Linked DNA regions of Homo sapiens: regions 2 and 3 are each linked to region 1. A link is a contact called in ENCODE Hi-C data. All regions are on one chromosome and are shown on one strand. The core of a region is the stretch at or near the end of the contact, and the rest is flanking DNA. Distances in the headings are between cores, read along the strand shown. Region 1 overlaps KALRN (kalirin RhoGEF kinase). Region 2 overlaps KALRN (kalirin RhoGEF kinase). Region 3 overlaps KALRN (kalirin RhoGEF kinase).

Region 1 (3,025 bases), core at 404-2,903:
GAGCTAATAAAATGGAGATTCCCTAGCAGTTCCTTCTCTTGCTCCACCCCTCAATCACACATCATGATTCAGTAGGCCTGGGTTAGGGCCTGGGAATGCCTTCCACTGCCCCCAGACAGGGTCTCATTCTGAAACCCAGGCTGGAATGCAGTGGTGCAATCTTGGCTCACTGCAGTTTCTACCTCTCTGGCTCAAGTGATCCTCCCACCTCAGCCTGCTGAGTAGCTGGGACCGGTGTGTACCCAGTAGGTGGTACAGGTGTGTACCACCACACTCAGCTAATTTTTATTTTTATTTTTGTAGCGACATGGTCTCACTATGTTTTTCTTGAACTCCTGGGCTCAACTGATCCTCCCGCTTCAGTCTCCCAAAGTGCTGGGATTCAGATTCCAAAGTGCTCTGTAAGAAATACACTTCATATTTTGACCAGGGAACACTACATGTGAATAGATTTATCACTGAAACACAAGCTCCACTCTGACATTCTATTTTATGTTTTTCTCTATTGCTGTTGACATCCCACTAATTTGATTCCACCTCGCTAATGGACTCTGTAGAATGCCGGCCTAGATGACTGAAATTCTTTCTAACTGAGAGACTCTCTATCACTGAGCTTCTGCACCTCAGTAGAGCTGCTCCTCTGCGACCACGCCAGGGGCTCAGGGTTGCTTCTTGAGGCCAAGCTCACACATAGCTGGGGATGCAACTTGCAGCCCTTTCAGGGCAACATGGTTGAATCCAGGGATGAGTGTAGTCCTTTTGCAGACTGTTAGAGCAGAAGGGGCCTGAAGCTCTAGTTGCAAACAGCCCAGCATGGCACCCAGATACAAGACCCACTTCCCTCTAGGGTGGGTTACAATCAGACCCATGGGCTGGACGGGAGAGGATAAAAATCAGGCTTCTGTCTCTCTACAATTCAAGACACAGTTCCTGGCGAGAAGCCTAGATACGCCACTAGATGGCAGTGTTTGCCTCCTGTAGGCTGCCTAGTCCAGCCAAAGGAAGAAGTGGAAACAAGATCAATGGGCAATTTCTTCCATGCTCACACGTTGTAGACAACCGGGCTCAAGCTTTAGATACAGCCCAAAAGCCATTATGGTTCAAATAGATGATGAATATCCTGGTTCACTTCACCTCAATGGCTTGATCAAAAAGATATACTACACCAGGTCCCTACCCTGGCAAGAAGCGAATTCCAAAGAATGGCCAACAAGGGAGGGTGCTGGGGAAATGGTTTGAGGGGTCAGGCAGAGCTGCTCCTGCAACAGTCCCTCCCATCCTCTCCTCCAGGGATGCTGTAGGGTAAGATTCTAAGACCAAAGTTATTCCTACTCAGGGAGATGCTGGGAGCTGAGTAGGCAGCACAGAATCTCGGCATGCATTCAGGTTATGTTTTTGATTCTTCTCTGATCTTGTACCCCTGCTTCTGGAATCTTCTCTCATCTTACTCCCCTCACTGTATGCTCCCACTCCAGCAGCGAGTCCCTGTCTGGCCTTTCATGCCTAAGTCTTGGCCCCCTTCCCAGGAGCTCTCAGATATTTTCTCTGCCTAATTCCCTAGAACCCTGCCTAAGGCCTGCTAAGCCTTCTTGATGCTAATTGTCTGCCTGGCTTCCCTCCAAGTGCCTGCTGCTGAGTCACCATCCAACTCCTTGTCCTTACTTTCCCAGTCTCTCTCCTTTCTGGGTCCTGGCCATTCCCAGTGGGGCCTGTTCCCCTGCTGACCAATCCCTGGGTGGACACGGCCTCCTTCACCCTCCGCAATGCTTCCCAGAGGGGCAGAAGGAGCTCCTCCTGTCCTCACTTTCCTCCAGCTCCACAGTGATAGCTGTGCTGGCTTCTTTCCAGCATGGACCGCTACATACATAAGGGACATTTCGTAACCACTCTTTGTAACTCCATCTGCATTTTCAAAGTTCTCACGTTCACCAGAAATGATCATTTTCATTTAGGTCTATTTTTACATGATTAATATTTGGGGATTAACTGAACCTCCTTCTTGTATAAACTGTGTGAGCTAGATTGTCCCTTTGAGCTTCCTCATGTTATGGAAAAGACACAGTTATTCTGTGATGGTTTCCCAATGGCATCCAGAGAGTGAGGACAGGACCCCTGAAGAATTCTCCTGTTGTCATTTCAGAGCTTCCATTTGTGCACCTCTGTGTCTCTGCTCCATTCTCCAAGGCAGCATAGCCTCGTTTAGGGCATGGGCTCTGCAGCTCCTCACCAACTGTGTGACCAGGAGCAAGTTACTTCACCTCTTTGTCTCAATTTCTTCATCTGTCAAATGGGGATAATGACAGTATCTACTTCACAGCTTGTTGTGAAGATTAAATGAGATAGTATTAAAGCACCTAGGATAGTGCCTTAAGCAGAGAGAGCTAAATGATTGTCTAAAAAATAAGTTCTGGGCTGGGCGCAGTGGCTCGTGACTGTAATCCCAGCATTTCGGGAGGCCGAGGGCGGTGGATCACTTGAGGTCAGGAGTTCCAGACCAGCCTGGCCAACATGTTGAAACCCTGTTTCTAATAAAAATACAAAAAATTAGCCAGGTGTGGTGGTGCACACCTGTATTCCCAGCTACTCAGGAGGCTGAGGCAGGAGAATTGCACAAACCTGGGAAGCAGAGGTTGCAGTGAGCCGAGATCATGCCATTGCACTCCAGCCTGGGAGTCACAGTGAGACTCCCTCTCAAAGAAAAAAAAAAATTCTGGCGGTATTAGTGAATTATTATTTAAATTTGGGAGGAAAGGAGTACAGAAGAAATTTTAAACATCAATTTTGATGGCATGTTGTTTGGTAACAGACTGTATCAACTGTATATATGCATATACATTATTATGTAAGTGAATCCTTTTTTTTAAAGTAATCTTCATGGAGTTTTGCCCTAACTAGAAGAACTGACCCTGAGGCTCACTAGGGAAGGTGACTCAGACCTCCCTCAAATCAGCACATACTTTTCCTGTTATGATAAAAACAAAGACATGGTGGGACCGAGGAATCCCTTATGCAAAATGAGGATTCA
Region 2 (2,700 bases), core at 165-2,664, 280 kb after region 1:
GGCTGAGAAAATAATGCCCAACTTTATCCCGGAGCTAAATTTAGACATAAACTGAGATCTGGCCCTTGGCAAGTTAATTTAGATGAGCTAATGGTTGTTCCTGGCATAAGGGATACACTCAATAAATGGTAACTATTATTGTTACTGCAAAAATGGAGTGTCTGTTGGATGTTCTCATCTAGTCCTCCCACACATCCTAAAATCGGCTGTGCCAATCACTTGCACATCTGGGAACAAAGCTCCACATGAGGCTAAGGATGAGGCAGCTCTTTCTTTGGGAGCCCCTCTCTGGGAGGAGGCAGGCTTCCCTGTGGGAGCCCTTCTCTTGGGGAGAAGACCACCACCTAGCTATGCTGGTATGTGCTAGGTGGGCCTGACCTTGAGCTTAGGAGGAGGACTAGGCACCCCATTTTGCCCCTTCTCCCCTCTTCCAGCAGCAGCCTCTGCAATGGGGCTCAGACAGGTAAGGGGCCATGCAGGGAGCCAGGCTGGGCACATCCACAAGGAGAAGCTTGGCAGTGTTTCCAGCTTCCAGACCCTACAGGATATACTCTGCAGGGCTTAGGAAGAACTTACTGAATGAAGAGCCCCATCACTCCTCAAGGCTGCCAGAGGACCAAGGTAAATGCCTGTGTTTAGATAGCATCCATTGTCCCTAAAAGTAGGTTAGAGGCCAGGCGTGGTGGCTCATGCCTGTAATCCCAGCACTTTGGGAGGCCAAGGTGGGTGGATCACCTGAGGTTGGTAGTTCAAGACCAGCCTGACCAACATGGAGAAACCCCATCTCTACTAAAAATACAAAATTAGCCAGGTGTGGTGGCACATGCCTGTAATCCCAGTTACTCAGGAGGCTGAGGCAGGAGAATCACTTGAACCCAGGAGGCAGAGGTTGTGGTGAGCCAAGATTGTGCCATTGCACTCAGCCTGGATAACAAGAGCAAAACTCCATCTCAAAAAAAAAAAAAAAAGAAAAATGTAGGGCAGAAATGCAACAACCAGCTAACACATGATAATGTTTTTAGTAACCTTCATAATCACTTCTTTCACTTTTCTGTGCCTTAAAACAAATTAAAATTAAAATTTCATTTAATTATCCATCCTTCTTCCAAAATGTCTTCGGGAATTGTTCCCACTCGTGTCCCACTGCCAATCCTCCTAACACGAAGGCCTTGGTGCTGCCTTTGCCCCCTGACATCCAGCCAGTCACTGGTCTCATTTTCTTCCCTTGAGTGTCTCGAGGGTTTGTCCCTTCCCTTTCTACTTTCACTACCACCTCATCTGTTCCCACTTGGATTAGTATAAAAGGACCAGAACCAGTTTCTTGCCTCCAAATCACTCTTTCCATTGCAAGGTGAAACTTGCTAACACCCCAGTTTTCAACAGTGAGTGCATTAAGGTAGCGTTCCTAGAAACCATTCAGCAGTAGGTGGTGCTCTTGTGTCAGCTCAGTGTTCACAGGTTTTGTTCTATTCTCAAGCAGCCCAGTGAGTACAGACTGTGTCACGGTCAACTATTTATTTGGCACTAAGTATCTCTGGTCAACACAGAGTAATTGAAGACACTGGTCCTAACCTCCAGAAATTTTCAATATAATTGGGGGAATGAGATCTTTGAGCACCTAGCTATAATGCTAGATGGCATGGAACAGGGACAATTTGAGGGGGATGGATAAGGGCTGCAGGAAATGCTCAGAGGGAGAAAGAGCACCTCCAACAGGGCAGAACAGAGAGAGTAGCATCTGAGCTGGACCTTCAGCTGGGGGAGGGTTTTAATAGGCACATATAGTGGAGCAGGCATTCCAAATGGGAGGAGTGTTGGCATGAACAAAGGCATGAAAAGGTGGGAATGTGCAAAGCACAGAAGAGAATGCCCTGAGGGATGGGAGCTGAATGCCCAAGTCCAGTCTCACTCTCCATTCTAGGGCCCTCATGTTTGTACCCCCTCTTGCCACCTCATGACAAGGTCACCTCCCCAGGGAAATCTGGGACAAGCTGGTCAACCCAATCTCTAAAGAGGATGGAGGAAACCAAACCCTCTTTTATCTCTCCACCAGAACGCATATGTTACAGAGTATATCTTCTCACCACATCAGCAGTTGTTCCTATAGCAGGACATTCTTATGCTAGAGAAAGCTTACTAAGGAGAGACTAGAGGTGAACAAACCAAGAGTGGGATTTCAAAGGGGCCATGGGATGGGGGACTGGGGGAAGAACCCTTCTGGGATTCCAGCTAGAGGCAGATTTCCTCCAAGAGATTAATATTCCTTTGCGTGTTTTTTTTCTTTTTTTTATTATACTTTAAGTTCTAGGGTACATGTGCACAATGTGCAGGTTTGATACATAGGTATACATGTGCCATGTTGTTTTACCACAGGTTTCCGACTCTTTACAAGATAAGAGTATGAGGCTTTTGCTCTCCTTGGGAATGACCTCAGGAAGAGCCATGGGATACAGGAATGGGGTTGAACAGTAGATACCCTTGAGTTGGGCTTTTCCCTGAGAAACAGTAACTACTACTGACCTTGGCACCAGAACACTTTAACTCAACATTTTCATACTGGAAAAATCTCTCTGTGCTCACATGTGAGAAGACATCCTCCTGTATTTATATATGAGATGGTGTCTCTCTCTATTCAAGTGAGAGAACATCATTCTCTGGGTGGGCAAACTCTTGGGGTTTCAGATCAACTAACTTGGGCTA
Region 3 (2,972 bases), core at 139-2,638, 470 kb after region 1:
AGGTAGAGAATTGTGTTTTGTAAAATTTTATGTTGTTATAATTTTTTTACTATAAGCACTTGTTACTCTGGTAATTTTCAAAGCATTTAAATATTGAAGCTGCTACTAAAGTAGTGGCTCAAATCTTTTCTGAAAAAGGAGGTGCTCCCTCAGGACCATGGCAGCAATTTCCTTCTCTACCCCCTACTCATAAGGTCTAGAATGTGAAATGGTCTTCAGAGAACCCACAGGTCACAGTAAAAAATTCACCCGACTTATCCACCTGTTCAAGTGGCTGGCAGATGGAGTTCTATCACTATATCATGAGAAAATGCTATTCATTCCCCACTTTGTTCCACATCCCTTATTTACCACAAGAGTCAGGATGGGTTCTCCATAACAAGCATTCAGGAAGAACCTCAACTCCTCTCAGATCATTCATTTGTCAGCCACTTAGACACCTTATGGGACTTTGGTCAGCAATGGAAACTATGTTTCATCTCAAGTTCCAGCTCTAACCAAGGGGCAGTGACTGTCCAGAGCTTTGTGTTGAAGATTATGCGGCTACTTACAGGATGGATGGGGAAAGAATGGTGCCATCAATTAGTGATGTCTGCCAAGGACAAGGCAGGAAGAACTGTGATACACTAGCTTTCAAGTCAGCCATCCCTGCCCTTGTACAATGGGCTCTGACTCCCCAAACCTCAAGCTTTAAAACCTGCCATCTCTACTTAAGAGTTTTATGCATCAGGTGGGGGAAGCTGAAGGTGGTGGGAGGTGGCACAGGGTAAAGTAAGGTGAAAGCTGACTGTGACTGTGTCGTTACATGGTACGTCTATCAGAAGACTGTGAAGATGTGGGGTGTCTGAGGGAGGGGAAGGGGGCCCTCACAGGTGGAGCTGTGGCTCCAAACAGCTGCATATGGAAGACTCTGAACATCTGGTTGCACTGCTGGTCTGAGGTAAGCCCTGAGCCTGGATTCCATCTGTCATGTCTAATGGAGTTCCTTATCCCAAAGACTCAGCAATTGTGCCCATGTAAGAAACATGCCTTTCACAATTTTGAAACCTCCAAGTGCCCTGTTAATTGGCAATCCACTCATATTCCCATAACCAAAAACAGAAAAAAGAAGCCAAAGCCAAAAAAATCCCAGAACTTCACGTGTTGTAACTAAAAACACTCAATAAACAAAGCTAGTACTTGGGCTCCCTTGGGGAGTAATTGTCTAAACATGCTTCCTTCTTTCAGCTGGTGAAAGAGACAGATGTGCTAAAACTGTATGGAGCTCATCTTGAAAGCATTAATTTTTCCAAACACTGATGTGCAGCTCATGTGCTTTTCCTGAGCAAGTGGCAACAGGCAGTGAGGAGGCTGCTGAGGATACCCCTCCGTGCTGGATCTGACTGTAGCAGCAACAGGGATTCAGAGGAAGTGGTCATACTGAAGCTTGGGGCAAAGTTGGGAATTCGGAAGGCAGAGGCCAAGGCCCAGCCACCATGACCTGTCACAGGGAGGGGCTGCACAACACCTGTGCACTAAAGACGTGGGGTTGGATTACCATTTACAAACTGGAAGGAAAGAAAGCAGAACCAATGCCTTAACCCCCTTTCAGGCCTACTCCCTCGGGGCCAAGTTGGCAATCAACCAAACTATTCTTCCTCACAGCCTGTAGCTCCAACAACCACACACAGTGGCGGAGCACCAGCAGAGGTCGGCCATTTCTGGGTATTGATCTTTAAACCATTTTCCTTTCTCCTTCTCCCCATTTAGGGATGGGAATCTACTGTGGAAAATGTGATTTGGTCATCCACAGTTAAACTGTTGTTTGAGTCCCAAGTCCCTTCTCGCTAGGAGGTCAGGGACAACCTCCCTGCAGCCTGTTCACATAGGATGAGACATAACAAAACCATCCACTGAGGCAAGGAATCTCATCGTCTGCCTGACAAAGACAGAGTCAACAATTAGGATATGCCAGAAGTTCTGTCAGTCTTAACAAGACAATTTCCAAGTTGATTGTTACCACAAGGCCCATGCACGTCTAACAGCATGCCAGGATTCTCACTGGGAATCAGTGCTACACACACAGGCATAGTAATTGTTTTGTCACCACTAAGGCTCCGCAGCCAACTCCCTTCAAATGCCAATTCTAACAGTTGTGTAAGATCGGGCAAATTACTAAACTTCTTTGTGCCTCCGTTTTCTGTAAAATGGGGATGATAATAGTATTTAAATAACTTCATAAATGTAAGGGGCTTAGAATAATATCTGGCACACAGAAAGCATTATATATGTGTTTATGATTATCATTATGTTGTCAGCCTTCACGTTTCCATGCTAAGCTATCTCTTCCCTTTGGATCCCTGCATATGCTCTTCCTAGGCTTGGAACACTGTTTCCCATCCTGCCTTCATCTAGCTATCTGTGTTAATTCTTCAGGTCTCCAGGAAGCCTTCCTGGCCAACTCAGCTGGACCAGCCATCCCTGCATCTGCACCCACCACATCTTGTACTTTTTCAACACCATATTAATGTCCCCATATTATCATCTGTCTTCCCACCCAGGTCCTGTTCATTGGTGTATCCCTAGCGCCTGGCACACAGAAGTCACTCAATAAATATGTGCTGAATAAATGAAAGGGGAATAGATGAAGGGCAGCTTTCATTCACTCAACAAGCATTTACTAAGTGCCTACAAGATGTCACACCCTAGACTATACCTGGAAATACATGAAGGAACAGAACACCAAGGCTGCTCTCCAAGAGCTCACAGAGTTTCTCCCTTCTAGCAGTAACTCAAGAAAAAAGTGGAGGTGGGTGTAACCCTGCCCAAGGCAGGAGGTCAACCAAGTACCAGAAGGAAGGGGTGCTCTCAGAGAGGAATACAGGTTTACCTAGGATAGGTCTGTTTAACTGGAAACAAGCAGCAGAAGCTTTGATTCTGTTTATCATGCCTGCATGTGAAGAATTAATGTAGCTTTGCACTGATGAAAAATA

What was found. A loop is a pair of places that touch in the nucleus more often than their neighbours do. Pooled maps may share reads with other maps.
Region 2: a loop to region 1 is called in a map of mammary epithelial cell, with 5 times the contacts of the local background. The contact joins two enhancer-like sites. A Hi-C loop is called at or near these places in 4 of 168 maps with a recorded cell type or tissue (PC-9, chondrocyte, mammary epithelial cell and 1 more) and 7 of 50 pooled maps.
Region 3: a loop to region 1 is called in a pooled map, with 2.5 times the contacts of the local background. The contact joins two enhancer-like sites. A Hi-C loop is called at or near these places in 2 of 168 maps with a recorded cell type or tissue (GM12878 and PC-9) and 15 of 50 pooled maps.

The regions. Positions count from the first base shown.
Region 1 is chr3:124,557,964-124,560,988 of GRCh38, reverse strand. The region is part of intron 33 of KALRN (kalirin RhoGEF kinase); the gene reads right to left. The region is part of intron 2 of LOC105374076 (a long non-coding RNA gene); the gene reads left to right. Among named protein-coding and RNA genes, the nearest start is that of UMPS, 170 kb to the left of the region's middle. Within about 2 kb of position 1,653, at least 20 of the 41 ENCODE cell types and tissues checked have a DNase peak (open chromatin) inside an H3K27ac peak, as active enhancers do.
Region 2 is chr3:124,280,648-124,283,347 of GRCh38, reverse strand. All of the region lies in intron 5 of KALRN (kalirin RhoGEF kinase), which reads right to left. Among named protein-coding and RNA genes, the nearest start is that of MIR6083, 92 kb to the left of the region's middle. Within about 2 kb of position 1,414, at least 2 of the 41 ENCODE cell types and tissues checked have a DNase peak (open chromatin) inside an H3K27ac peak, as active enhancers do.
Region 3 is chr3:124,082,832-124,085,803 of GRCh38, reverse strand. All of the region lies in intron 1 of KALRN (kalirin RhoGEF kinase), which reads right to left. Among named protein-coding and RNA genes, the nearest start is that of MIR5002, 49 kb to the left of the region's middle. Within about 2 kb of position 1,388, at least 2 of the 41 ENCODE cell types and tissues checked have a DNase peak (open chromatin) inside an H3K27ac peak, as active enhancers do.